3 separate regions of the Homo sapiens genome follow, and regions 1 and 3 are each linked to region 2. Evidence: chromatin loops called from intact Hi-C (ENCODE). Cell type or tissue: HepG2. All regions are shown on one strand. Each heading gives the region's core, and the rest is flanking DNA. Links, peaks and the distances in the headings are about the cores only. Region 1 holds the start of LOC105369993 (a long non-coding RNA gene). Region 2 has its middle 100 kb from the start of TBX5-AS1. Region 3 overlaps TBX5 (T-box transcription factor 5).

What was found. A loop is a pair of places that touch in the nucleus more often than their neighbours do. Peaks named below come from ENCODE experiments on the same cell type or tissue, not always from the same donor. Only the 100,000 strongest peaks of a DNase experiment are listed, where the experiment ranks them.
Region 1: a loop joins it to region 2, with 36 times the contacts of the local background. A loop is called at or near these places in 3 of 110 quality-filtered maps.
Region 3: it touches region 2 in a loop (7-fold over the local background); 2 of 110 quality-filtered maps call a loop at or near these places.

What each region holds. Positions count from the first base shown.
Region 1 is chr12:114,008,855-114,019,106 of GRCh38, reverse strand. It overlaps LOC105369993 (a long non-coding RNA gene), which reads right to left and starts at 8,042. Exons shown (of 5, transcript XR_945351.2): 1 at 6,762-8,042. In HepG2, for the core only: a CTCF peak has its summit at 4,973; a DNase peak (open chromatin) is centred at 4,986.
Region 2 is chr12:114,503,978-114,514,229 of GRCh38, reverse strand. It overlaps the pseudogene RN7SKP216. Among named protein-coding and RNA genes, the nearest start is that of TBX5-AS1, 100 kb to the right of the region's middle. In HepG2, for the core only: CTCF peaks have their summits at 1,704 (motif pointing left) and 5,514 (motif pointing right); a DNase peak (open chromatin) is centred at 5,519; H3K27me3 peaks cover 727 bases.
Region 3 is chr12:114,350,756-114,361,007 of GRCh38, reverse strand. TBX5 (T-box transcription factor 5) reads left to right here. Exons shown (of 9, transcript NM_181486.4): 9 at 4,902-7,097. The coding sequence ends at 5,476. Among named protein-coding and RNA genes, the nearest start is that of TBX5, 50 kb to the left of the region's middle. In HepG2, for the core only: a CTCF peak has its summit at 5,043 (motif pointing left); no DNase peak of the experiment used is centred there.

The DNA of each region.
Region 1 (10,252 bases), core at 1,211-9,210, 500 kb after region 2:
CCACCCTAAAAATTAGCCCAAGCCTTAGACCTCACAAATACCCTGCCCTATTCCCCATTGTGAGATACCTCAAACTATCAGGGGTTCTCCTTTACTGCAATGAGTCTGAACTTTAATGTAGGGTTTTTCTCCAGTAGTTTCTTTGGGAAGTTGACAGATGCATCACATAAAAACCTACACATGCACAAAACAAGCACAAAGATGTTTATGTGCAGGATGACTAATAGGGAGAGTTGGCAGCCACCTACGTGTCCATCAAGGAGTGATTAAATAAACACTGAATGGTATCCTACAAGAGGAGCATGCTAACTAAGCCAGATACACTGAAGCTGGAAATGTTCACCCTATTCTGAGATGCACTACATTAAAAATACCTGTAATTCTAAATATTTTGAAAATGATCCTCTTTCAAAAATCATGCCTCTGAGGCTGTCTAGGTGTATATATTTGAAATATAAAAATGCATTGAAAAAAACTGGAGAACTGGTGACAGTCTTTGGGGAAGAGTCAAGAGATACTTTGGCTTTATTTCTTTGCCCTTTATACATTTCAATTATGTAATTATTTGCATAATGAAAATGCTCTTACTGAATTTTTAAACAAATTGTCTATTTCTCTCCTGGTCCAGCATCTAGGGTACTTCTACTGTTATGATTCTGAGCGTGGGTGATGGCTCATCTGGGCACCTACTCTCTGCAAGGCTGTGAACCTGATCCTCTGAGTAATCTTCATGACAGTCCTGAGGGGGTGAAGTTGTCCCCACTTGGGGACAGTGAATGATGGAATGATCTGATCCCACATCTTCTGCCAAAGCACACACCATAGAAACAAGTACGAAGTGCATTCTTAATTCTTCATGACAGGTGCTGCTTATTCTATTTTTAAGGTGGGAAATTGCAGGTTATAGAGAATAAGGTTTTGCATGATTGTAGAGCTAGTAAATGGTGGGTGGGTGGTAACTATCTCTTCAGGCTGCTGCTTAGAACCTGTATGCTCCCCATTCTCATCCCCTTGCATCTAAGGTTCCTGTTCCCCAATGGAAAACCCCTTTGGGAAGCTGATTCCCCTGCAGCTGTAGAGGGGAGTTTGAGGTTCCCTTGACTCTTCTGTTGAATGACTGCTGAATGAAGGTGTCTCCCCTAAAGAGAGCATTCCTGACACTGTCATCATCCCTCCAGTTCTCCCAGAAGCAGACCTTGAGACAAGGAGTTGTGTGCCAGGGAATTATCAATGGATTGTCTCCAGGAGGAACTGGGAAGGGAGAGGGGAAGCAGGATAGGAAAGGGTAGAATTCCAGCAAGGGTATGATTTCAGGCAAATCCCAGCCTGAGCCTGATCCTGCAGGGTGCTGTGGGGCACAGTGTAGCCTCTTAATAGGTCTTGATTCCCAGCAAGGGACCTGAGCTTCTATTGTCCCCACCAGTCAGTCACTGCATGGGGGGCTGCCCTAGAACATAAAGTCCCAGACACTTCTGTCTCTGTGGGTGAGGCCAAAGCAACTCCAATGCCCCCTGGGAAGTTTCATTGCTTTCATCTCTTGTGACCATCAATCTATTGCAACGTGTGCTGTAGCCTACCCCACCCCCAGACGGCTGTCCCTCTGGTCATTATTGTCCTAGTCCCAGGACCAGGTGGAGGTCTCCTTATAAATCCTATCTCCCTTTTGTGAAATGAAGTGGTCGTTTGCAGTGTTTTAAAGGGAGAATGAAATATTCCAGTCAGAAGGACTTTCTTCTGACAGCACGTTACATGAAAACTGCCAACTCTTTATACTTAAGACTTCTGTCTACTCAATTCATTGATCCTCCCTCCTCCCCCTCCCACAACACTTAAGCTATGTAGAAGTGAGTTTCTCAAAGAACTATCAGGAAGTGTGAGTTGCTCATTCTTTTGGAAAGCAATCTAGTGAACTCTAAAATTCCAAAATTGCATGGCCTTTGACCCAGCAGAACTCTAGCCTAGCAATAGTAAGTACAATAGTAAGTACTCGACAGGCACACAGTGGTGTTGACTGTAGCCCATCTTATAACATCCAAAGAACTGGGCATGACCTGCACGTCCATCCGTAAGGAAGAGGCTGGGGGTGGTGATCCGTCTGGACTGTGGAACAAGCTTGTCCAACCTGTGGCCTGCAAGCACCCCAGGATGGCTTTTGTGGCCCAACACAAATTTGTAAACTTTCTTAAAATATATTTTCACAATGATTTTTTTTTAGCTCATCAGCTATCGATAGCGTATTTTATTTTATGTGTGGCCCAAGACCATTCTTCCAATATGGCCAAGGGAAGCCAAAAGATTGGACACCCTTGGTGTGGAATACCATGCGACTGTTAAAAAGAGACCCATGAATTCTATGTTGAAAATGTGTCCGGGATGTATTAGCAAAAAACACACACTGCAGAATAACAATACAGTGCAAATTCCCCCCTCTTTTTTTTGAGACAGGGTTTCTCTCACCCAGGCTGTAGTGCAGTGGTGTGATCATAGCTCACTGCAGCCTCAACCTCCCGGGCTCAAGTGATCCACCTCAGCCTCCCAAATTGCTGAGATTATAGATGTGAGCCACCGTGACTGGCCGGCAATCTCACTTTTGCCAAAGTGGGTAAATCCTACATGTATGCATGTTTACATAAGAATGGAGAAAAGTGGGGGAAGTAATACATCAAAAGATGATGACTGGTTAGTCCTGAGTGATTGGACAGTATAGCTCTCTGCATTACTTTTCCTTAAAGATACAGCTTTGTAATATTGAATAAGTTACAAAGGTAAACTTTAAAACTGAAATGTTGGGAGCTGCTGGTTGAAGCAGGAAGGTGGAGCAAGCCTCATTCCTAGCCTCCAGCTTCCCTCTTCCCTCCTGTTCTCCTGGGCAGGCATGTGGATTGCAGGGCCTCACCTCCTTGGTCCTCCTGGGACATCTCACATTGACACAGCCCACGCTGCTCAGCCCACCAGCTCTCAGCAGGCCTGCTGCCCCTGCCCTGACCCCGGTTCTCTGAGAGGTTGAAAGGCCATGGTGAGATAACCCAGCTCCGTGCCCCCACCTGGCAGAAGATCAGTTAAAAGGCATCCAAGCGGAGGACCCCCGTGGCTGCCTATTTAGAGTTCCTTCAGAGCCTCCCATGATAACAGCCACCATGGCTGAGCGCTTACATAGCAGAGCTTACAGCTAAGAGCATGGACTCTGAAATAAGTCACCTGTCATCTCCAGGCCTTAGTTTGCTCTTCTGTGAAATGGGCATAACGGTACCTCTCAGAGTGGTTATAACTAAAAGATCATATGCATGAAAAGACATACTGCATGTTGCATGTTGTCATGTGGGAACTAAAAGTTGATCTTGTAGAGTAGAATAGTGGTTACTGGAGGATGGGAAGGGTCAGGGGTGCAGGTGGAGATAGCCCAAGGTAGGTGAATGGATACGAAGTTACAGCTAGCTAGGAGGAATGAGCTCCAGTGTTTTATAGCATTGTAGGTGACTGTGATAGTAATTTGTTGTATATTTTCAAATAGCCAGAAGGGCAGATTTTGAATGTTCCCAACACAAAGAAATGATCAATGTTTAAGGTGATTTTTATGTCAATTACCCTGATTTGATCATTATACATTGCATAACTATTGTAATATCACTGTACCCTATAAATATGTGCAGTTATGTCAAATAAAAGCAAAAATGCTAAAAAAGATGTATATGGACTCATATTCTCTTATCTATGTTATATACTATTTTCTGTATATATTCTCACACATATGAACAGAGCCAATATTAAGCATGTACTCTTGTCAGTAATTTGTCCTTCGAATACTAGATAAGAGCTCTGGTGCTGAACTCAGACTGGACCTGGTTTTAAATCCTTGCTCTGCAGATAACTAAGTCTCCCAACACAGCCACCATGATTGACAGGGAGGCTGGAAAAGTGTCACTCTATTGCTACCCCTTGCAGAGCTGATGTCAGATGGGAAGTGTCTGTAAAATTTAGGGCCACTTGGATGAATTTCTTCAAGAAAAGACCATATGGGCTAGAACTGTTGAAAGGGATTTCTGTGCTGCAGGAGTTGGTACTTGGTCCTCTGAGAGAATGGATGAGGAGCTGGGCCATTTTGCCGCGTGCCTGTGAGGAGTGCCATTTCTATTGCGTTCTTAGGAGTCTATGTGAATAGCTGCTCTTGGAGTTGGGCATCTCTGGCAGTCCCATTCAGGACTTGCTTTGCTGATAACATTGGGAAGTGTGCTGAAGTCGGGGTTGGGGTGGAAGAGTCAACTTCCAGGCCCAAAGAGAAGTCACTGTCCCTTCTGACCTCCTGTCAAAGGTTTAGCCTAATTTATCTCTTACCGCTTTCTGTATAATAAAAATATTATGTAGTAATAATTTTTAAAGTTAACAGTTCCAGCCGGGGCAACATGGAGAAAACCCATCTTTACCAAGAAAAAAAAATTAGTGGAGCATGGTGGGACTACAGGTGTGTAACTTGTAGTCCCAGCTACTTGAGAGGCTGAGGAGAGAGGATCACTTGAGCTCAGGAGGTGGAGGCTGCAGTGGGCTGTGATCATGCCACTGCACTCCAGCCTGGGCAACAGTGAGACCAGGTCTCAAATCCAATCAACTAAAACTATTGGCTAGGTACGTTACATGTGTGATCTCATTTAATTCTCCCACCACCCCATGAGCTATTGTAAATTTCACTTTTCCAGGAAGGAGCTGGAGTAGAACTAATAAGATGAAAAACCTTTACTTCCTGAGCGCCCACCAGGCACTGTGCTGTGCACTTTTCTTGCAAGATTGTTATGAAAATGAGATAAGGTGGGTAAATGATGGTTCTCCCCAGGGAAAGCTGAGGTGCAGAGAGGCCCAATCACTTGTCCAAGGTCTCAGGGAGAGCAAGTGGCAACGCTGGGATGCAAACCAGAGTTTCTCTTGCTCCAAATCCCTTTCAACGTGGGCAAACAGTTTCTTCTGCTTAAAGAGTGTGGAGGACCCCTTGTGGCAAAATGTTGTCTCACCTGAAAACCATTCAGACAGAAAGCCAACTGATCCCCAGGGGGGAAGGGGAGGGAAGATTGGAAGGAAGCAACTGACTTATTTCATCTCAACATTGGTAAGATAAATTTAAAACAACACAAATGTCCAAAAACAAAAGATTGACTAAATTGATTTATATAATGAATATATATATGTATATATATATTACATATATATAAGAAGCCATTTAAACCAATGTCACAGAACATTGATTTGGAAAGGAAATGTTCAAAGGTTCATTAAAAAGCAGATGGGAAACAATCACGTAAGACATGATCTGTCTTTTTATTTAAAACATCTGCATTTGACCAGGCACAGTGACTCATGCCTATAATTCCAGCACTTTGGGAGGCTGAGGTGGGTGGGTCACTTGAGGTCAGGAGTTCAAGACCAGCCTGGCCAACATAGGGAAACCCCATCTCTACTAAAACACAAAAATTATCCGGGCGTGGTGGTGCGTGCCTGTAATCCCAGCTACTCCAGAGGCTGAGGCAGGAGAATTGCTTGAACCTGGGATGCAGAGGTTGCAGTGAGCCAATATTGCATCACTGCACTCCAGCCTAGTTGACAGAGCAAGACTCCATCTCAAAAAAAAAAAAAAAAAATCTGCATTTTACATCATTCCTGTCATACATTGAAGTAATGTGCTATGGTTTTACCTGAATGGCAAGATCAATAAAGGTAATTTTTGACCTTCTTTATTCTTATTTGTACTGTCCAAGTTTATAAACCTAAATGCCTTATTTTTCCTCTGGAGAAAAACATTGTTCTAGAAAATAATATTTTAAAATAGTTATCAAACTATTGTGGAAGAAAGCCCCTCTTTGGGGGCCTGTTTCCCCACCTGAATGATTCAATTGTGTTCCATCACTAGGTGCACCACTCAAGTTTGAAATGTCCCCCTCCCTCCCCATCCCCCTCCCCCACCTCCCTCCCTCCCCATCCCCCTCCCCTCTCTCCATCTCCCTCTCCCCCCTTCCCCCACTCCCTTTATCTCCCTCTTCCCCCCTCCCATCACTCCATCTCCCTCTTCCCCTCTCCCTCTTCCCCTCTCCCTCCTCCCTCCTCCCTCTCCCTCCTCCCTCTCCTCCCTCCTCCCTCTCTCCCTCCTCCGTCTCTCCCTCCTTTGTCTCTCCCTCTCTCCGTCTCTCTGTCTCTCCCACCTCCCTCTCCCTCTCCCTCCTCCTTCTCCCTCCTCCCTCTCCCTCTCCCTCCTCCCTCTCCCTCTCTCCCGCATCACTCTTTCTCTCCCCCATCACTCCTCTCCCCCATCACTCCTCTCTCCTCTCTCCTCTCTCTCCTCCTCCCTCCCCCTCTCCTCCTCCCTCCCCCTCTCCTCCTCCCTCCCCCTCTCCTCCTCCCTCCCCCTCTCCTCCTCCCTCCCCCTCTCCTCCTCCCTCCCCCTCTCCTTCCCCTCTCCTCCTCCCTCCCCCTATCCTCCTCCCTCCTCCTCTCCTCCTCCCTCCCCCTATCCACTGCCCCACCCCCTCTCTCTCTGTCTCCCTCTCACTCTCTCTCTCTCCCTCTCCCTCTCTCTCTCTCCTTCTCACTCTCCCTCTCTCCCTCTCACTCTCCCTCTCTCGGCGTCCCTCTCTCACTCCACACACAAACATGACACTTAGCTTCAGATTCTTCAGCTGTGAAATAGAGATGACACTCCCTGCTTCATAGGTGTGTTATGAAGATCCAGTAAGTGGACACCTGTAAAGCACCTAGAACGCAGGACTCTGACAAGCACCTACCTAACGTGCCTCCAATAATGCTGGTGAGTTAGGTCAGAGCCAGGGCGCAAACCCAGATCTTTTGTCCCCGAGTCCACCACTCTTCCCACTGAATTCCATTTCTTCTTTATGACATCGCTCCCGATGGAAGATTGTCAGGCACAGGGGCAGGCTTCGAGTGGGCAGAAAGGGCTTCCCAGAGGTCTCTGAAGCCCCCTCGAGTACGTGACCACAGTCCCCCACACCCCGGGCTTCAACACATGCAAGCTTCCGGGTCTTCATCTCCGCGGTCCTTTCGTGGCAGCTGCAGGTTTCTGCTTCCCTGATTCCAGGGCCATTTTTCTGCCTGAGCAGCTCCAATATCTAAATTTGCACTCCTGGCTGCAGGAGAGAAGAGCAGGCGTGGAAAGCTTTTACTTCTGAGAATAACTCGGGAGTCATGGTAAGGGCAAGAGGAAAAGGAGGAGGTGTCTAGCGGGAGATGGTGCCAGCTCCCCGCTGTGTTTGCCCAAGGCTGGGAAGAGTCTCATCCATGGGGAAGAGGGCAGGGAGCCCCAGACAGTTCTCCTCAGAGCCAGGCTGGAAGCTTAAGCCTGAATCTCTACCCACTACGAGTTTGCTACCTAAATATTGGGACGGCACCAAAGGCATCAGTGTGTAAGGCTGAATTTAAATGATGCAAGATTCACAAATCACGGAGATGCAGAATCAAACACACGACCTCTAGGAGGGACTTCAGACAGTTCTAAACCAGCGCAGTGGCTTAGTGTGGCTAGTCCTCCCATAGAGACGTGGAATCTAATTTTCCTTCCGCGAACCTGGACTGGCCTTAGTGACTACTCTGACCATTAGAATGTGGAAGAAGTGACGTACTGGGACAGCCGACGGTTGGTCGTCAGAGCCCTTGAATCTCCTCATTCGGAGCTCCTGAAAACTTTCTACAAGTCAGTGCCTTGTAAGAAATCCTACAACCCTGATGCCACCATGCTGTGAGAAAGCCCAGGCTACCTGAGGGAAGAGGGCCTGGAAAATAAGGCACCAAATGGAGCGTGAAGGACAAGGAGCACCGAGGTTCCAGATATGTGAGTGAAGACGCCATCTTGGAAGTGGATCCTGTTGCCCTAGTGGACCCCAAGTGAATCAAACAGAAATTACCCACTGAGCCCTTCCTGAATTCCTGTCCCACAAAACCATGCGCAAAATAAAATGGCTGTTTTAAGCCACCAAATGTTGAGACAGCTCGTTACCCATCAATAGATAAGAGAAATTGCCATTTTTGTACCACTTTCATAATTTTGCTATATGAATGTATTATTAAAAGTTTCTTCCTTTAAATTGACTTATATTTTTGCCATATTTTGAAACAAATTTTATCTACATATAAATACCATGTCTTATGAGCTAATTTGAGACCCCTCAAAATTCATATTTTGAAGTTCTAATCCCCAGTATTTCAGAATATGACTATATTTGGAGGAAGGGTCTTTAAAGAGGTTAATAAGTTAAATGGGATTATTGGGATGGTTCTTAATCCAATAGGACTGGTTTCCTTATAAGAAGAGGAGATTAGGACACAGACATTCATAAAGGGAGAATGTCATATGAACTTGAAGATGGCCATCTACAAGTCAAGGAGAAGGGACCTCAAAGAATCACCCTCGCCAATACCTTGATCTCATACTTCTAGCCTCCAGAATCATGAGAAAATTAATTTCTGTTATTTAAGCCACCCCATCTGCAATACTTTGTGACATCAGCCCTAGCAAATTCATACACCATGAAATTGAAAACCAGTATCAGACACAAACAAAAGATAACCTTTTTAATAAAATCCTTTTCCTTTGTTGTGTTTTTTTATGCTTCATGATGCCTCCAGTGCTAAGCATACCACACTTTCAGAAAAACTATATATTCTCATCTACTAAATGAGGGTTTTAGATTAGGATAGAGGCCCAAGAGAGGCAGTGGCATGTCAAGGTCACAGGACATGTTGATTGGCAGAGTTGAAATGAGAGTCAAAGCTTCCTAACTCCCAAGCCATCAACCCAAACTGGCTTAGGAGGTTCTAAGAAACACCTCTTGGCCCTAACTATCTCTGCAATTCATGGGGAATTTCTAGCATCAAATAGAGTGGAAAACCTCTTAATGCAAAGAAATAAAATTTCATGCAAAATTGAAAGAGGAGGAAGATCTTTAATATTATGTCAATTGTATTAGGGTTCTCTAGAGGGACAGGACTAATAGGATAGATGTATACATGAAAGGGAGTTTATTAAGGAGCATTGACTCATGTGATCACCAGGTGAAGTCCCACAATAGGCTGTCTGCAAGCTGAGGAGCAAGGAAGCCAGTGTGAGTCCCAAAACGTCAAAAGTAAGGAAGCCAACAGTATCGCCTTCAGTCTGTGGCATTAGGAGATGGAGCCTTTTGGAAGGTGATTAGGTCATAGAGCCCTCATGAATGGTATTAGTGGCCTTATAAAAAAGAGGCCCCAGAGAAATCTCTTGTCCCTTCCACCATGCGAGGACAGAGTCAAAAGTTGCCATCAATGAACCAGGAAACAGACCCTCATCAGACACTGAATCTGTTGGCACATTGATCTTGAATGTCCCAGCCTCCAGGACTGTAAGGCATACATTTCTGTACTTTATAAGCTACCCAGTTCATGCTATTTTGTTTATGTAGACTCTACAGTCTCATAGACTAAGACCATTCCTAATTCATTTCTTTGCCTGGAGTACTCCCTGCCAACACAGACATACAATCGTAAAACTTAAGGTAAGCATGCTATGCTGCATGATCTATTAGAGAGGTAAATCTAGTACTATTCTGCAATAATGTTTCCTGAGCCCTTCGTGTATGCTAGACTCTTTGCTTGGGTTCTCTTACACTTCTCATTGATAAATCTATGAGGGAAGTAATATCATTGTGCCCATTTTTCACAGACTCTCAGCCTCTCCATCCTGCCATCTGGGGGATTTGAAAATCGTGATTTTGCATGTGCCATCCCCTTTGCTTACGTTGTTCCTTCTTTTCTTGTTCCCTGAGTATTTTGAATTTGTCCTCCAAGATTTATCTCCAACATCACCGCCTCTGTGAAGCCTTCCCAGGTTCCCCTTTCCAAACATCTGAGAATCACTCCGAGCCTCCATATTACCTCAATTTCCTTTTTACATGCAGTTCCTTGTCATGCACTGTGATGTCACACATGCAATGTGACACTCAGTACCTGGATCCAGGCGGTGTGGTCCTTCATGCCAGGAAGTGTGTCTAATTCATCTCAGAATCTATTGTTTGTGCACTAATTCATTCGGCTGACACTACCTACATAAAGGATGGAATCCTTGTTGCTCTTGTTCACAGGTGAATAAACATTCCCTGTTTATGTGAGTGTGCAGCCCACCATAGGGTTTTAGAGGAAAAGATTGGCTTTTTTTTCTTAATTCATTGGCACACATATGGGGTCTGCTTGCCCTGGCTGCTGGAATCTTGTCACAGAGGGGGCTGGTGCT
Region 2 (10,252 bases), core at 926-8,925:
AGAGATCTGTTACACAGCTTGACACTTCCCATCCTGGTTAGAATATCCACTGGGGAGCGTCTCCCCAGAGCTTGAGAAACAGTCTCAACCTCACATTGGAGCAGGCAGAAAGAACTCTGGCTGAGGGTTAGGTAAGCTGTATTCTAAGCCCTGGTCTGCCACCTCCCATGGAGGTCTTGGGGCAATCCCTTTCCATCTCTGAGTGTGTTCTAGTTACCACTGGTGAGTAACGAATTAACCCACCATTTGGTGGCCTGAAACAATCATTTTATTTTGCTCACGATTTTGTGTGTCCGGAATTCTGGAAGGGCTTAGCTGGGGAGCTCTTGCCCAGGGTCTCTCATATAGTGCAGCCAAATGTTGGCAGATGCTAAAGGCATTTGATGGCGCAATTGGTCTGGGGATCTACGGTGGCTTACTTATAGCTGCCAAGTGACACCGGCTGTCAGCTACTCAGCTGGGCGGTTCACCACAGCATCCACACATGGCCTGACCATAGGGCAGTCTCAGGGAAGTTGGGAAGCTGGGTTTCTTATATGGTGGCCCAGGGTGCAAGAAAGAATGTTCCAGCAAATAAGGTGGGAGCTGGTTCACCTCTTAAGACTCAGCCTCAAAAACACACAGCATTAATTCCACTATACCCCATTGATTTTAACAGGGTCACTAAAGTCAGCCCAGATTCAAGGAGAAGTGACATAGAACTCATCACTCGAAGAGAGAGGTGTCAAAGAATTGACAGCCGTTAAACACACACACACACACACCCACACACACACACAAAATTAATATATTTTATATATTTGCATATATTTTACGTAATACATATATATATATAGGCATTGAGTCTTGCTCCATCACACAGGCTGGAGTGCAGTGGCATGACCATAGCTCACTGCAACCTCAAACTTCTGGGCTCAAGCGATCCTCCTGCCTCACCCTCCCAAGTAGCTAGGACTACAGGTATGTATCACCACACCTAGCTAATTTTTAATTTTTCTTGTAGAGATGAAATCTCACTATGTTGTCCAGGCTGGTCTCAAACTCCTGAGTTCAAGCGATCCTCTCACCTCAGCCTCCCAAGTAGCTGGGACCACAGGTGAGTGCCACCACACCTGGCTAATTTTTTGTATTTTTGATAGAGGTGGGGTTTCAACATGTTGCCCAGGCTGGTCTCAAAGTCCTGAGCTCAAGCCATACACCCACCTTGGCCTCCCAAAGTGCTGGGATTACAGGTGTGAGCCACCATGCCCAGCCTAAAAATATTAGCTTTTATCAAAGGGTTTGAGCCCCACTGGTGCTGTCTCCCTTTTATGAAGGGGGAAGTAGGTGCTGTGGTGAACAAGTGAAAACCTGAGATCACACAGCAAGCTAAGAATCAGAGCCAGGACTAAAAACCAGGTCTCCAGGCACCAGGGGCTGTGTCTCTTCCTCAAAGTCTCACGACCCTACAGAGGGAAGTAGAGAAGGTGGCCCCTGGCTCAATTGCCAGACAAACCCCCAGATGACCAGGCCCTCCTTTGACACTGCATCAGGGCTTTCTGCCTCCCATTCATTAACTCAAGAATGCATTTATTCAGCAATACGCTTCCTGGTGACAATGCTTGGACACGAAGATCTTTAGTTTGGGAGGTAGCCAAATTGGAGCTCTTGCCCTCTGAACTCATGTGGGTGAAGGTCTCAAGAGCACCATCTGCTGAGAGAAACTGACAAATGATATGGAAATGGCAATTTCTCAAGCATCTTGGCTCCTCGTCAGGTTGGGAAGTCACATCCTAAAGGTAGAAACCTACACACCCAGCTTGCTGCAAAGACTGGGAGTCTCCATCCAAGGCTCTCTGGTTGGCCAGGCTCAAGGTATTCACTGGTAATTAATATTATATTAATATGTTTGAGCATTTAATCCAGCCATGTGCTTTTTTTTTTTTTTTTTTTTTTTTGTTGAGATAGAATCTCACAGTCGCCCAGGCTGGAGTGCAGTGGCACGATCTCGGCTCACTGCAACCTTCACCTTCACCTCCCGGGTTCAAGCGATTCTTGTGCCTCAGCCTCCTGAGTAGCTGGGATTACAGGCACACACCACCATGCTCAGTTAATTTTTGTATTTTTCATAGAGAATTTGCCGTGTTTCCCAGGCTGGTCTCGAACTCCTGAGCTCGGGCAATCCGCCCGCCTCAGCCTCCTAAAATGCTGGGATTACAGGCGTGAGCCACCGCGCTCGGCCTGCAATGTGCATTTTCTTTCTTTTTTTAATTTTAAAATATTAAATTTTTAAATTATTTTTAAAAAGCTTTTGTGGGTACATAGTAGGTGTATATATTTATGGGGTACATGAGATAGTTTGATACAGGCATACAATACATAATAATCACCTCAGGATAAATGGGGTATAAATCATCTCAAGCATTTATCCTCTCCTTGTGTTACAAACAATCCAATTATACTCTTCTAGTTGTTGTTGTTGTTTTGCCAGTCAGATGGTTTAAATGCGTTCCTTATTTTTCTTCAACTTTTAAGTTCCAGGGTACAGGTGCGGGATATGCAGGTTTGTTACATAGGTAAACATGTGCCACGGTGGTTTTCTGCACAGATCAACCCATCACCTAGGTATTAAGCCCAGTATCCATTAGCTATTTCTCTTGATGCTTTTCCTCCCCCGGCCCCATCTTTTAGTTATTTTGAAATGTACAATAAATTATTGCTGACTGTGGTCACCCTGTTGTGCTATCAAATACTAGATCTTATTCCTTCTATCTAACTCTATGTTCACATCCATTAACCATCCCCAATTTCCATCCACTCCCCACTGCTTTTCCTACCCTCTGGCAACCATCATTCTACCCGCTATCTTCACGAGTACAGTTGTTTTCATGTTAAACTCACATTAATAAGTGAGAACACACAAAGTTTGTCTTTCTGTGCCTGGCTCATTTCACTTAATATAATGATCTCCAGTTCCATCCATGTTGGTGCAAATGACAGGATCTCATTCTTTTTTGTGGCTGAATAGTACTCCATCATGTATGTGTACCACATTTTCTTTATCCATTCGTTTGTTAGCAGATGCTTAAGTTGCTTCAAATTTTGGTGGTCGTGAATAGTGCTGCAATAAACATGGAAGCACAATGTGCATTCAATCTTTACAATAGTAAGTAGCAATATTATTCTCATTTTGTAGATAAAGTGGAGCCATAGAGATTTAAGATCACATGTTCATACAGATTTATATCCGAATTAGCCTGACGCAATATCTCCTTACTATAAACTATGCATCTTGACACTTGATTTTATTCCTTAGAGCATTATAATGCTTATACTGTACACCGCATTCACTTGCCTTATGTTGCTCTCTATTTTTTTTCAAGGATGTCAAACTTCCTCCCAGCCATTCGGGGGTACCTTGAGGTCTGGGACTAAGCTGCTTTTCTCTCGTCTCTGGTGAAGAGATACAAATGAATACTTATTAAACGTAACTCAGAATTAACTATTTATCTCTTTGCTTCTGACATGGAAATGTAGAGAAGTTATAAACTACCTCATACATTTAGATAAATTGTTTTTCTACAAATATTCTATGGGGTTTAAAAATAACAGCAAAAGATACAGCCATCCCTCACAACTGTAATGGCAATAAGGAAATATGCATTCGTGAAATTTATTAATAATTTCCTATCTCCAGAGAGTCAAGAATTTTAACTGTATTGTTTTTCCAGATCTGCTGACAAGTTGCAAACTTCATTTGAGTGGGGCTCCACATTCTCTTCCACTTCACCACTGACAAGACCATTTGCAAACAAATCCAGTCCCACCAATGGGATGTTCTATATGCAATTTTTTAAAATTATACTTTAAGTTCTGGGATACATGTGCAGAACGTGCAGGTTTGTTACATAGGTATACACGTGCCATGGTGGTTTGTCGCACCCATCAACCCGTCGTCTACATTAGGTATTTCTTAAATGCAATTTTAAAATCTAGTTCCCAGAGACCATAATTCCATCTTTTCTCTTTTGTGCCTTCGTTCCTCCAAGGAGTAGACTAGTGTGGGAAACAGAGCTAAATTAAGGATTAGAATACCTGGTCTCTTTGATTTTTTTTTTAAATCTTCTTTTAAACTATAAAAAATATTCTTTAAAAATTATAAATACATATATTCAGAAAATGTGTAGCTCAATGACCTACTGCAAAATCAACACCCACATAACCACCACTGAGGATTTGTGTGAGACACCGGGAAAGTCACTTGAGTGACCAGTGTCCCCAGCTGTTTGAAAAGGATCTTCTTAAACCATAGTACGTTTTATTTATTTATTTATCTAATTTTATTTTTTAAGTTCCGGGGTACATGTTCAGGATGTGTGGGTTTGTTACATAGGCAAACGTTCGCCATGGTGGTTTGCTGCACCTATCAACCCATCACTTAGGTGTTAAGCCCAGCATGCATTAGCTCTTTTTCCTAATGCTCTCACCCCACCCCATCCTCCCCCGACAGTCCCCAGCATGTATTGTTCCCTTCCCTGTGTCCATGTGTTCTCATTGTTCAGCTCCCACTTATAAGTGAGAACGTGGCGTTTGATTTTCTGTTCCTGCGTTAGTTTGCTGAGGATAATGGCTTTCAGCTTCATCTATGTCCCTGCAAAGGACATGTTCTCATTCCTTTTTCTGGCTGTATAGTATTCCGTGGTATATATGTACCACATTTCTTTCTTCAGTCTGTCATTGATTGATGGCCATTTGGGGTGTTTCTATGTCTTTGCTATCGTGAATAGTGCTGCAATGAACATGGGTGTGCATGTGTATTTATAAGAGAATGATTTATATTCCTTTGGATATATACCCAGTAATGGGATTGCTGGGTCAAATGGTATTTCCGGTTCTAATCATAATATGTTGTTTTTAATTACTACCTCCTACTCCATGAGTTGGATGAACTATAATTTATCAATGTCTGTATTGTTGGCCCGTTAGGTGGTTGTTTTCTTCTTTATTACGAATAACCTTCTAAGAAGTAGCTTGTTCCTCAATCTTGTTCATATTCATAGTGATTCCTTAGGAAAAACTCCTAGAAAATGAATTTCTAGGTCAAAATGGAATGATTTTAGAGCCTTCGCAAGGCACACAATTAGTATGAAGAAGAAAAAAATGTTCTATTACCCGAGTCTATTTTGCCAAATAAATTTGAGTAATAGAAAACATTTACTCATTGAATGAAGATGCTGTTTTTGGGAACAGACAATCCAGAGGGAAGCATGCAGGCAAAGAATGGTCTACGTTGGAGGTAAAAATATTTCAAGTTGCCATTTTCAAAAATTGTAGTTTAGTTCAAACGCTCTTGCTTCCACAAGAGGCTTTGAAACAGTTTAACATGAAAGCACCAGCATCATGAAGTCTAAAGCCACTCCAAGCAGAGCACAGTGGCCACAGCCAAGTTGCAAAATTGCTTTTTAAAAGCACTCAACACCCAGCTCATGGTGAAAAATGTCTTTTAATGTCCAGCCAAGACTCGGCCGCTAGAGGGCACTAACAATACATATTTCCAGGCAGTACCAACACCGCATGAACCGAGGTTGGTTTTCTGTCCCTTTCCATCCCATCAGCCAGAAACACAAAAGGACAATGGCCCTGCAAGCTGCCCCAAACCAGTGGAAATCTTCTAGCAAATAGGCCAGAACCTTTGCTGCCATGGGTCTTCTATCTTCCAAATTCTGATAACTTTAATATTCTGTGAAAAAACGTGTAGCTTTAACCATGAGAGGAAATCTATCAGCATATGGGGGGAGAAACAGACTTTGCTCAAAATAACCTGTGGCTTTTTGAACAAAGTTTTTGATGACTTTTTTCACTTCTGATGAATCAGATTCACTACTGAGTGACATAACCCTCATCAATTTCCTCTTTCTGCACCATTTGGCTTCCAAGGAGGTACTCTTGGCTTTTATTTCCTGCATGTTAAAGGAAATTTAGTAAGATTGATGGCTTAATGTGTAGCCAAATATCATACAACCTATAACCGGAGTGTTTTGTAACTATTAATAATTAATATGAGATGGGTACCCTAGTGGGTGATGTGCTTATTCTTGGCATCCCTAAAAGAAACTCCAAATCTCCAGGCTCTTTGAGCTGAGAGATAGGTGATAAATGGTAATGAATTAGAAGAATTAAATGCTTTCTAAGTCCCGCAGTGTTGGGGTTGCTAACACTGTATTTGTATAATGCTAGCATCTGTATCTGTTTGCTGTTTCTCTCAACAAAACACACACCTGGCTTCACTGAGGAGGACAGAAATGCCCTTAGACATTTATCCTATACCTCAAACCAAAGTAGGCTCTCTCTGAGCAGTCTAAGCTGTCTTATTGACCAGGCTTCAGATTCCGATCCTGGCTTCAAAGAAAATTCGGCTCCTCCGTGAGCAGAGGGGAGAGGAAGAAATCAGTCATTGGCTTTAAATTGCCCTGTAGCCTTTATTCTTAATTGAAAAGGTGCCTGGAATGCTAATGTTCCCCCCCCAACATTAGGCCTAAAGAAGAGGTACAAGTAAAGGAATTTGAGTCCAGTTTTGAAAATGGAGGTGCATAATCATTCATGACCCCCATTTTAGCAAATGAAGTTACCCCACATTCAGAAAATATCTTCTTGGTTGCCTCTTTGGCTACAAAGACATATGTCTTCTTTTTAATGGTCTCTTCATTTATCCTCAATGAGTTTCTGCACCTCTGAGCTTGAGTCTTTTTGGTTATCAGCAAACCACAGGAGCCTGATAATTTTGGAAGGGGCACATTCCGATGAGAAAGCACCTATCTCCATAACTTTCCGCTGCGGAAGAAGAAGAAAATGCCTTGGCAAAGATAAATGACTCTGGTTTTCATTCAGATCCAACATCCATCTTGGCAAAAACTAAAATCAGTTTGCAGGGATTAAAAACGTGGCATGGAGGTTAGACAGTCATTCCAGCAGACAAAGGTCTGTGAAAAGATAAGCCTAATTCTTTGGAAAATGAGACACATTGACTGCTAATATCTTGACTTTCTTCACATCCTTTTTTTCTCTTAAGAGAAGTTTCTCCTCTATGCTTTCCTTTTCTTGCTTGAATGTTTATCCATGGAAATGCTGGGTTATTTAAACCAATAACAAATCTCTAATATTGCTCTTGGCCGAAAACTTCTGAGAGAGGATGTGACAGAGACTTTCTTCAGAAAACAAGCACGTGAACTTCCAAGATGCCAGGCAGTACCTTAGACCCCATTAGAGCACAAAGAGAAAGAAACACATTTAATCAAAGAGCCTTTTCCCACACCCTCTCCTTTCCCCTGCTCAGTGTTTTGAATCCGCTGAGTGTTGTGTCAACGTTGGTTCCTAAGTTTGTGGTTTGTCAGAAGGGTTCAAAGGCAGCGTCTGATATTTGGATGTAGTATAACTCAATGGAATGTCTTGATCGTGTCTCAGAAATGCACTGCCATGAGGCAACAGGTCAGTGATGGAGGCCAGAAAAATAAAAGACTGCCCAGATTATTGGGGGAAGTTTACTCTCAAGACGGGGCATCACAACCACCAGGCTGAGGAAGTCCTCTCTGTATTGCTGGCTTTTCTCCTGCTCTTTCTTGGATGCATTTGTGTGTTTAAATCTTCTAAGATCTCTGGTCTTAGAGACCCAGAACTTGACAGTAAAAACTTACTTTGGATCAGAGAAGTTCCCAATGTATGGGCTACAGAGAATTTTAACATAAATTTAAAATGTAGTGCATTTTCACCTAGTGTGGACGCTTAAAACTGAATGCCAATAAGTCTCCTGGGATCTGGATACAAATGATAGAGGAAAGGGCTATTAAAACTTTGTGTAGGGTCAGGTAGATATTTAACGCTGAATTAAAGATGGGTAAACAAAAGCCTGAGATGCACACATAGAATCTAGAGAGATCAAGTGGCTTGCCCAGGGGCACTTTATAACTGGTAGTGATGATGGTGGTGATGGTGATGGTGGTGATTATGGTGGTAATTATGGTGTTGATGATGATAGTGGTGCTGATGACAGTAACAATGATAGTAGTGATGGCTGGTTTTAGTGCTGATGATGGTGGTGATTGTGGTGATGGCGGTGATGGTGATGATGGTGTTGGTGAGGTGGGGGTGAGGTTATGGTGATGGTAGGGATGATGGAAGCAGTGGTAGTGATGATAATTGTGTTGTGGTGGTAGTGGTAGTCGATATGATGATGGTCTGGGGGTGATAGTAGTTATGGTGGCAGTGGTGGTTGTGATGACGGAGGTGGAGGTGATGATAAAGACTAGATTTCCAAATCTGAAGGTTCCTAGTACCTATATCTCTTAGACCTTTAACCTGCTATGTTTTATCAAAGGATGTTGGAGTCAACATCTGCCACCCCATTGATCACCAGAGTTGATTTGGCTGATCTGGCTGGTTATGTGGGTGTCCCCTTCCTCCTTCACCACTCAATGGGCATTCCTTCCAAAGCTGCCCGCTCAGTCAAAGAAGACAACTTTAACTGATAGTAGACTTGTAGGAGAGCACACAGAATGTTGTAAGGGTGTTGTCAAGTTTTAATGTTTAATGTGTCAAGTTTATTGTATTTTTTCATGATAAAAATAATAAAACTCATTGAAGTATATGTGAAAAATATATAAAAGTTAAAGGATAAATAGCAGGTATATCTGAGAGGCACAATTTCAGGGCATGTTTGCTTCTGGTTTTCAATATGTATGTTTTGGAGGACAATTTTTTTTTTTTTACCACATATTGGTTTTGTTTTTGTGATCCAGAAAAAGAAAGAATTTGGAGTGTCAATAAGAGCCCTTATTGTAATGCTTCTCTGACACAATAGTGTCTATATAATTACTCCGATATTGTAAATGAGAAAACCGAGAGTCTAATTTGCCCCGGTATCCTACCGAGAATAAATGGCAGGGCCAGAATTCAAACCCAGGTCTCCGTAACTCCAAAGTCATGCTCGTATCCAATGTATGTCACTGTCTCCCGAGGGTGGCCCTTTAGGTCATCACAGAAACACTGTCCCCAAGGATGACAACTCAAGGATGTGAGGGCGACCTGGCTGCAACATCTGCCACCCCATTGATCACCAGGGTTGACTTGGCTGATCTGGCTGGCTAGGTGAGTGTCCCCTTCCTCCCCCACCACTCAATGTGCATTCCTCCCAAAGCTGCCCACACAGTCAAAGAAGATGACTTTTACCGATAGAAGAGGGCTGTTCTTAGCCAAGGGTGTAGGAGTAGCAGCTCTCCCCTCCTAGAACCTCCAGACAAGCCCTCCAGAAGCCTTACAATGTGGTCTTCTGATAGTTTTTATAATTCAGGCTTCTCAGACCAACTCATCCTGAGTTTTGTTCCAAAGCAAATGTTGCTTTAGCAAGATTCTAGTGAACTTGGGGTCTAGTCTTCCTGGAATCATAGTCTTTTAAGAATTGGACATGTTCTCGGCAGGCTTCTATTCCAAAGTCTATCCTTAGTGCAGAAATGCTTTCTTAACATTCCAGGTAGACTGTCCTCACTTTGTTCATGAATGCTGCCTTGACAGGGAGTTCTTGCTCCCCAACAAAGACACACACACAAGAAGAACTCTCCCTTTTAAAACTTCAACCACATGTTCAGCTGAAGTTGACTTCCCAAGTAAACTTCATCAATTACTCAGAATGAGGCTGTTTTCTCTTCAACAGCACAATTCTCTACATATTTGTGGGCAGCAGCTTCTGTCCCCAGGATTTGCAGTCACAGACCGCTTCATCTGTTTGTCTAAACTTCCGGGATCCCTTCCTCTTGGTATTTCCTGTCGTTCACAAACACTGGAACCCCAGACCTGAATCCTAGTGCTGTTCCCATCAAACAGAACCTTGGTTTAGATGCTATTCTGTGACTGCAGCCCCACATGCCTCTGAGTTATTATTTTATTTATTTTTTTATTGAGATGGAGTCTCACTCTGTCACCCAGGCTGGAGTGCAGTGGCATGATCTCGGCTCACAGCAAACTCCGCCTCCTGGGTTCAAGCGATTCTGCTGCCTCAGCGTCCTGAATAGCTGGGATAACAGGTGCACAGCACCACGCCTGGCTAATTTTTGTATTTTTGTTTAGTAGAGATGGGATTTCACCATGTTGGCCAGGCTGGTCTCAAACTCCTGACCTGAAGTGATCTGCCTGCCTCGGCCTCCCAAAGTGCTGGGATTACAGGCATGAGCGACCATGCCTGGCCAACTCTGAGTTATTTCTTTAAACAAATTTATTGAGATAT
Region 3 (10,252 bases), core at 1,591-9,590, 150 kb after region 2:
TCAAGAAACTTGAATTCTTACTGGATGAGACATATAATAAGCCAGTAAGTAAATTTATTGGTTTCAGGTAGTGACTAGGTGATGTTTCAAACTGAGTCTTTTGATTTCTCGTTGAGAATCTTCGCACAATACCATTCCAACCCTTCCTACTTTATGCTAAGAGCATGGGGACACCAAAAACAAATAACAACAACAACAAAAACAACAACAACAAAAAGTCATCCACCCACTCATCCACCCACCCACCAATCCATCCACCCACCATTCACCCATCCACCCACCCATCCACCCACTCACTCATTCATCCATCCACCCATCCATCACTCATCTATCTATCCACTCACTCATCCATCCACCCACTCATCCATCTACCCACTCATCCATCCAGCCATCACCCCACCTATCCACTTATCCATCCACCCACTTATCCATCCCCCCACCCATCTATCAACCCATCCATCCACCTACCCAACCACTCACTCATCCATCAACCCACCCATCCATTCACCCATCTACCCACCCACCCATCCATGCATCCATCCACCCATCCAACCACCCATCCATCCACCCACTCATCCACCAATCCTCCCACTCATTCATTCATCCATCCATCCACCCACCCACCCACCCATACATCTATCCTCCCATCCATCCATCTACTCATCCACCCACTCATCCATAAGAGTCAAGGTTTGCTACCTTTTCATGTTGGCTGAGCATGTAGGGTTGCGTGAAATGGAAAGCCTGGGGCCATCTGTCAGAATGAGCACTGCTTTGTGAGTCAGAAGACCTGAATTATAGCCACCTTCCCAACTTGCTGAAGGTCACTCAGCTAGAAAGATTACTACTCTGAGTTTCAGGGTCTCTGTCTGGGAAGACTCGCCAATGGTTCTTCATCTGAATGAACTGAATTGGCAAGAGAAATGACCCATTTGGGAATAGTGAAAATATTTGCTCAATAGGATTAGTATTTAAAAGCACTCTGTGAGCTTTCCAGCTCTGTAATCTACCCAAATACTATTAAGTATGGGACAACTTTCAGAAAGCTATCTATCCAGTCTTCCAAAAGAGAAAGAGGGAAAAGAGAATGGACCCAGGTCATTTGGACAGACAAGATTTGAATGCTTTATGTGCAAGGAAGATAAAAACTCAACTGCCCTCATTATTACCTCAATTAAATCTCATAAAAAGTTCAGGTATTATCTCCATTTACAATCAAGAACTGAGATTGGAATGACCTGGTGATTCATCCAGTCACATGGCGAGCGAGCATTGGAGCTGTAACTCTGTGCCTTAATATCTGTGCCTTGGATGCATTACTAAATTCACTTTATCCGGAATCAAAAATATCTAGAAAAATCCAAAGTACTAGGGTTTTCTACAGTGCCATGCCATAATGAGTGGTCAGAATCAGGAAGAATTTACTGTTACCTAAGAGACTCATTTCGGTTTAGGATAGTTGCAATATAACTGACCACTCTTAATATGCAACTTTCTGAAGCCGAGTTGTGGACTCATCTCATCAGAAGACTTGATACTTAAGTATAGCCCATTTACCAACCCTGAAAGTTAATCATGACTTGGCTGGAGATAGGTCTTTGCTGTTGAACAGTTATTGGGCTCTCAAAGAAGAGAAAAAAGAAAGAAACTGAGCCATAACCAAAATAAACACAGAGATTACATCCAGAGCATTTATCATGACTGACCTGAAATTTGGATCCTTGAGTTGGAATTTCTTTACAATGTGATGAGGCCTGAGAGGAATTTGAGAATGTTCAGGACCTGCTTTCATCAATAAGCCAAGATTGAGTTTTTCTTAGTGCTCTGCATTAGATCTTTGGGGTATTAAAGACTGGAATGTATAATTTTACGATTTTCCAAAATGTGTTCCGGCCGTTTTCTTATTATTCTTCCTTTTTTACTTGTAACAAATCTGGAAGGGGATCAGAAACTTGAAAATAGTTAGTTTGCCTTGTTTTTTTTTCCTCTTGCTAAGGGTGCCCTGCAGCTGTACTTTCTATTATTGAAAAGGGTAACACCCTGGTTAATTGGAAAACCCAAAGGTTATGATTCCAGCAACAATGGAAACACTCAGGTTTATGAATCTGGGGGAAGGAAGGAAGAATTGAAGGAAAGGAATCAAGGGAGGAGGTGGTGAGGACAAAAAGAAGCTGAGTATAGCAATGTCTTCAAGCCTCCAAACAAACAAACAAACAAACAAACAAACAAAAAAAACCCCGCACAGTTAAAAGGTGAAAAATGTGGCCGTTCATTCATCTGGATGTTTTCAAACATCTGCATGGTTGGCATGATGTAGATAGAACACCTGGAAGAGTGTGTTTTTCTTTTTTTTTTATTTTTGGTACAAATTTTTTTGGTATCCTATAAGTCCCATATGTGGCCCAGAAAGAGTCTAGTGGAAATAAGTTTACTTGCTGTTAAGTGGGCACAACCCTAAGAGATATGTTTTGTTTGTGGATACTTTTGGCTTATCTGTGGGTGTCACTTGGACATTGATACAAATGGAGCTGATTGGTGGAATCCAAACCCAAGCTACTCTACCTGGGTTTGGGAGCTATTTTACAAACCAGTCCAAAGCCAAAGGATTTAGTCTTGAGTCAATGGCTTACTTGTGTCTTTATATCTGAGGACCACCTCTCAGTCACAGAGTGTCAGCCTCCCTCACTTACTGCTCATGGTAGGATAGACTGGGATTGAGGACATGCACCAAAAACGGGATCATGTTCACCACTCTATCTCCAGCACCTGGCACAATACCTAGCACTTTGGAGCAGCTCAGTAATTATCTGCTGTATGATTGCATGAGTGGCACTGGGTATTAGAAATCTAGAGAGTTGGAAGCAAGGTGTGTAGGCAAAGTCAATCCAATCTGGCTTAGATTCCAGCCTCTGTTCCTTCTCAGCCATGTGACCTTGGGCAAGTCACTTCTCTGAGCTTTAGTTTCTGCCTTTATGAGACAGGCATTACAGCAGACACCTTGAGGAATTACTGTGAGATGAAGAGTAAGGTCATGTAGTAGGTACTCAATAAATAATAGCTCTGATCATTTCCTCTCGTTATTTAGTTCAGCATTCTGTTTTCATGGCCATGAGCCATCACAGTGAGTTGCATGGATGCCCCAGTGTTTCATTTTTCTTCACTTCTCCAAAGACAGACATAATTTCTTAACATTTATTGACTAGAAAGAGACAGAAAGATGAGGAAAGAGAATTTTCAGTTTGGAAGGTAAAATTTCAGATAAGTAATGAGTCTGTGTTGAGGTTTATACTTTGGTAGATATCCCCAAGTATTGCTTCCCCTGAAGGGAATACTTTGAGGGTATTATTGTGAATTATGTCTGCCATGAGCCTGACTGGTGGTGTTAGCCCTGCAACAAGAGCTGTTCATGTTGACGGAAATCAGGAGACTTTACATGCTCAATCTTAGTTCTTAGCTACCCAGTAAGGTAAGTATTACTCACTTTGATTCAGAGATGATGATGAGTCTCTGAGCGTAGATGCCCTGCTGGTATCACGCAGATATTAAGTAAAGGAGCCTGATTCAAATCCAGACATGTCTAGGCTTCTTAACCTGGGGTCTGGGTTTTAGGGAGTCTTTGAACCCCCTGAAATTGTATGCAAAGCCTTGTATGCACATGCAGTTTTCAAAACATTGTGTTTCAATGCAGTTTTCTAGGAAAGAGCCCAGCACTTTTTCTTGTTTTCAAAGGGGCCAGTGGCCCCGAAGTGGTGAAAGGAGACCCCCTTTCAGAGACAAAACTATCTCCACTTCCCTACACTAGGAAATGACTAGTACACAGGGAAGGGAAGGGACTTGCTCAGCAGGAAACAGCAACACATTAACTTGTACCAACTTAACAAATACTAACTAGGCACATGCTTACATAAGGAATCAGGAAAGAATTTGAACATTCATTCAAGCTCCCTCCCACTCATCCATGCATCCATGCATCCATGCATCCATCCATCCATCCATCCATCCATCCATCCATCCATCGTACAAATATTTATTGCATGCTTTCTCTATGTATCAAGACAGTGAAAAACAAGGGCTTTGTGGTCAGACTACTTGGATTCTAATCCTGGCTCTACTGTTTATCAGCCATGTGAAACCTTGGGCAAGTTTCTTAACCTCCGTGAGTCCTTTTTCTCTCATCTGTAAGATGAGGATAATAGTAAAACCCACCTGGTAGGGTTGTTGTGATTAAATGTGTTACTTCCTGGAGAGTGCTTAGAATCGTGCTACGCAGAGTACACACTGTATATGTTTGTTTTGACTTATTGTTGATGCTGTTGTTAATAGTAGGTGTTTACTAGGTTCTGGGAATATAGTCATGGATAAGGCAGAAAATGTCCTGCTTTTATGAAATTTACATGCTGGAGAAGAGGAAAGATAATAATAATTGCTATTTATTTATTTTTGAGATGGGGGGTCTCACTATGTTGCCCAGGCTGGTCTCAAACTCCTGGGCTCAAGTGATCCTTTTTCCTTGGCCTCCCGAGCAGCTGGAACTATAGGCGTGCACAACTGCACCTGGTTAGTTGCTATTTATTGAGTGTTTCTGGGCTCTGGACTAAGTGCTTCATGTATTTTCCCATTTAATTCTCAACACTGCCCTTTGTAGGAAGTGCTATTTCCTACCCTTTCCATCTTACAGATGAAGAAGCTGAACCCAGAAAGGTCAAACTGTTTGCATAGAACTCCATAGCCCAAGGTCTTAACCATTACAATCCAACCCCCTTTTTTTGTATTCAGAATGGCGGTTAGGGCTAACAGTCTCTCAGGACTTATTCTTCAGTACTTTGGCCAAATAACTGTCTCCACTTTTAGCTGCCTGGTGCCTGCTCCTGGCCTCACTGCTGTCTCTCCTGTCTTCACAGAGGAAGAATGTTCCACCACAGACCATCCCTATAAGAAGCCCTACATGGAGACATCACCCAGTGAAGAAGATTCCTTCTACCGCTCTAGCTATCCACAGCAGCAGGGCCTGGGTGCCTCCTACAGGACAGAGTCGGCACAGCGGCAAGCTTGCATGTATGCCAGCTCTGCGCCCCCCAGCGAGCCTGTGCCCAGCCTAGAGGACATCAGCTGCAACACGTGGCCAAGCATGCCTTCCTACAGCAGCTGCACCGTCACCACCGTGCAGCCCATGGACAGGCTACCCTACCAGCACTTCTCCGCTCACTTCACCTCGGGGCCCCTGGTCCCTCGGCTGGCTGGCATGGCCAACCATGGCTCCCCACAGCTGGGAGAGGGAATGTTCCAGCACCAGACCTCCGTGGCCCACCAGCCTGTGGTCAGGCAGTGTGGGCCTCAGACTGGCCTGCAGTCCCCTGGCACCCTTCAGCCCCCTGAGTTCCTCTACTCTCATGGCGTGCCAAGGACTCTATCCCCTCATCAGTACCACTCTGTGCACGGAGTTGGCATGGTGCCAGAGTGGAGCGACAATAGCTAAAGTGAGGCCTGCTTCACAACAGACATTTCCTAGAGAAAGAGAGAGAGAGAGGAGAAAGAGAGAGAAGGAGAGAGACAGTAGCCAAGAGAACCCCACGGACAAGATTTTTCATTTCACCCAATGTTCACATCTGCACTCAAGGTCGCTGGATGCTGATCTAATCAGTAGCTTGAAACCACAATTTTAAAAATGTGACTTTCTTGTTTTGTCTCAAAACTTAAAAAAACAAACACAAAAAGATGAGTCCCACCCCCCACTACCACCACACCCATCAACCAGCCACATTCACGCTACTCCCCAGATCTCTTCCCCCATTCCTTCTTTTGGGCTCTAGAAAGTCTTGCCTCATTGAGTGTTTTTCCCTAGTGCGTAGTTGGAGTCTGTCCCTGTCTTGGTGTTAATGTTGACATTGTTATATAATAAATGATAATATATTTTTTTCTTTCAATTTTCTTAATGGGACCCAGTCCCTTATTTGGGGGGAGGTCTGAGGCAAGTATATTTCAAAATATGTACTTGCGGGATTCCCTTCAAGTAAACCATCCCTGAAACCTAAATTCACGTTTCCCCTTGACTAAGAAAAGCACCTACCTCTGCCATGTGATGTTTCTGAAAAGCCTCTGTATGTCCCCATTTGCTTTGGTTTTGTCCTGCCTTCTCCAATATCACGTGCTCAGTTTTGCCTCTACTTACCCATGGAGTCAGGATAACACTGACGCTCCCTGGCATCCTATCTTATTCAGCCCTACCATCTTGCCAGCTCTGTCTTTCCAGCTGTCTGTCGCTAAAACGTGGCCTATAGCTTCCCTTCCGGAAAGCTTGCTTTGAAAAACTTAAAAAGCCCCCGTTTACATGTAGGCAGGACTGTGATAACAGTGCAAGCTCTGTGTTGACAAGAGTTGTGGACAAAAAGCCAAAATAAATATTCTTCCTGATTAAAAAAATTTTTTTTGAAAAAAACAAGGCCAGCCCCAACCTTCCAAACCTCCATCACCAACAACCCAAACTGGATGTCAAGCAAAATGCACAATTCCTACAGAAGAGGCAAGACACAGTCACCAATGATATCTCGCCAAAGAAACCACGCCCACACCAATGCCAACACAAAACTGTGTTTACTGAAAGCCGAAAACAGTATTAAAAAAAGTGTGTAAGTAAAGTGTTATGGTAGGGTTCTTCAGATGTAATATTTTACTGGTACTATTTATTTATAAATAGGAATTCTAATTAAGTAATAACATGAAATGAAACCCAGCATAGGAGCTGGCCAAGAGCTTTTAATTTTATTGATACTCAAAACCAAGTTTGTGTTTTTTTGTTTTTTTTTGTTTTTTTCCTCTTTCGAATGTGCTTTGCTTTTTTTGATTAAAAAGAATTTTTTTTTTCCTTTTTTATAAACAGACCCTAATAAAGAGAACAGGGTAAGATGTGAGGCTGAGTGTGTTTAAGTACGTGAGAGAGTGTGAGTGTGTTTGTAAGTGAGTGTCCCTATGCGATTATGTCTCTTTACGTTGCTAAGGGGGGAGGGTGAGGATTAAGTACTCGTGCCTTATATTTGTGTGCCAATTAATGCCTAATAAATACCATGTGCTTAAACAAGTACAAGGAAGTTGAACACCCATTTTTTTTTTTTCCTGTTCTTTCTACCGACTGAATAGAGGGGATAGGAATTGGAGGAAACAGGAAGAGGTTGTCTTGCATGTGAATTTCTCACCTCACGTGATTTCTCATGCCCATCGCAGGAGAATTTGGGATCCATTGTCCTTGAGTGTGATGAAGCTGAATATATGATCCACTGGTTTATATCCTTGGAATGAGGTTACTTGTTTTAATGGAATTTGTGTAGGCACTGGAGAAGAAAAGTCTTTAGGAATTCCAACCTATTTAAAATGGTATCGGTCATATTATATGTAACACCTAATGTTTGGGTTTTTCAAGAATCTCTTTCTCTGAATTAATTGTTGGAGCCAGGCGTTTTGGGGGTTCTACTGCAAATAACTTTATGAACCATCAGTGAATCAGATATTGATTTTAAATCCATGGATCTAGGATTTGTGAACTTGAGCTCTAAAACACATATGGGACAGAAGAGAGCAGCAAATTGGTGAGTACATTTGTGCAGCAGATTTGTTCTGTTTTTGTAATTTTGATGCCCGCATCCCTCAAATTATCAAGAGCTATCAAATATGCCACATCCCCTTGAAAAAGAAACAATTGGCTTGTTGATTACAAGTTATTCATTTAATCAGGTCCCCTGGGACCTTTCCCAGGCAAAGAAGCCCTGAGAAGTGTGAATTAATTATAAAGAAATGACAATTCAGCTTCTTTCAAGTGCAATGGAGAAACTAGGTCAATGGCTTTCCTGTTCCCCCAAAGGACTGCATTAGTAAAGTTTCACTGAACAGGTTCTGACTGTGCTCCAAATAGATATTTATTCTGATGGGTTCAGTTTAAAAAAAAAAAAAGTTGCCTTTGAAGACATTGCCTTTGAAACTAATTTTATCAACTCTATACAACAGTCAGTCTTATGCTTTCAGAGGAACATCATCCAAATTAGGAATCTGCATCCCCACCCCACCACTCAAACAGTTGCCACCATTGGAAAATCATTAAAAATATGTTCACAGCAAGTTTCACAAATCAGACAAGGGACACTGTCATTTCATAACCAATACAGGTTAACCTCTTTGGGTTCTAAATGATTGTTATAGTGGATCTTTTCACTGAATCAGTAGGATTAAGGATGCAATGTCCAAGAGTTAATGTAGTTTCATCATGGTGTTGATAAAACCATGGCAAGGCACACAATGCACATTGTTACAGTCCTATAATGTATTTGGTGGGTGCTTGCTTTAGACTGGACATGTGGTAAGTACCGGCGACACAGCAGTGAACAAAAAGAGAGGGGCTGTGTCCTTTGGAACTTATGATTTAGTGAGAGAGAGAAATAGCCCTTAGGAAATTATGTGCATCCTCAGTGGATTGCAGTGGTGGAAATTACTACAAAGACAGAGTGCCCAATGGCATAAAGGGATAAGGCAAGGGGTCCTAACCCCATCTGGGGGAGGTGACTCTTGAGCACAGCCCTAATGATGAGTAGGAATTAATCAGGTAAAAGTTTGGGAGGAAAAGTATTGCAGAGAGAGGGAACAGCTTGTGCAAAGTCCTGAGGCAGAAATTGTGATGGAGGAATGAGATGTAGGTTTGTAAGTGGGTAGTAATCACCTAGTTCACATGCCTTCATTCAGTAAACAGGTAGGAAGGTTCTACTATGTGCGGTCGATATCTTTACTCATACAGGACCTACTAATTGTGATAGGCTCCTTTCCAGGTAATTTCTAAAGTTGCAGAGGACAGACTCTGGATGTGTGAGATGGTAGGTTTTTTTGTACTCAGGAATATTACAGCATCCGCCTGGCTTCCTGGTCCTCTACAGTTTAGGACCCAAGCTTATAGGACAGAAGAAACACAAGAACTTTCAAGAGGGTCAGCTCATTAGTATTCTTGAGCTCAGAGAGGTTGAAAATTCCCCCCCCAGATTACACAGCTGGTGTGTGGCAGGGCTTACCGTGAAACCTAAGTTAGCCCAAGCCTTAAGTTTCCTCCTCTATAAAAAGGAGATAATTGGCTGGGTTTGGTGGCTCATGCCTGTAATTCCAACACTTCGGGAGGCCAAGGACGGAGGATTGCTGAAGCCCAGGAATAAGCCTGGGCAATATAGCAAGACCCCTGTCTCTACAAAAAAAAAAAAAAAAAACAGAGAAGATATTCTACATGCTTCAAAGAACTGTTGTGCATGTAGGTGAGATAATATCTGTGAAAGTTTCCAGCAAAGTATGTAACACAGCAGATGTTCAGTAAATGCTTGAAAGACTTTATTTATTTATTTATGGTTTTTTTTGAGACGGAGTTTTGCTCTTGTTGCCCAGGCTGGAGTGTAGTGGCGCAATCTCGGCTCACCACAACCTCTGCCTCCTGGGTTCAAGTGATTCTCCTGCCTCAGCCTTCCGAGTAGCTGGGATTACAGGCATGCGCCACCACACCCGGCTAATTTTGTATTTTTAGTAGAAATGGGGTTTCTCCATGTTGGTCAGGCTGGTTTCGAACTCCCGACCTCAGGTGATCCACCCACCTTGGCCTCCCAAAGTGCTGGGATTACAGGCGTGAGCCACTGCACCAGGCCGAAAGACTTTAATCAATGGAATTCAAGTTAAATATAATTTTTTAAATCATTGACTTGGCAAATGTATATTTAAAAAATAATATTACCTATTGCTAATGAGAAAGTAGAAAATCTCATAAACTAATGGTTGGGAATACAAACTAGATAAACCTTTGGGAGGGGAGAGTTTGCAAAATGTATCAAAAGTCTTAATGTGCAAATCATTTAGTCTGATAATTCTGCTTTGAGGCATTGGTCGGAAGGAAATAATCAGAGATGTATATAAACATTTATTTTCTGGGAAGTCTATCATGATTTTTTAAAATCATGCAAAATAGGAAACAGCCTTAATATCCAATAATATGGAGTTGGTTAAATAAATTAGTGCATGATGAAATACCACATGGCCATTAAGAAACACATTTGTGGGCCAGGTGTGGTGGCTCATGCCTGTAATCCCAGCACTTTGCAAGGCCGAGGCAGGCAGATCACCTGAGGTCAGGAGTCCACGACCAGCCTGGCCAACATGGTGAAACTCCATCTCTACTAAAAACACAATAATTAGCTGGGCGTGGTGGTGCACGCCTGTAATCCCAGCTACTCGGGAGGCAGAG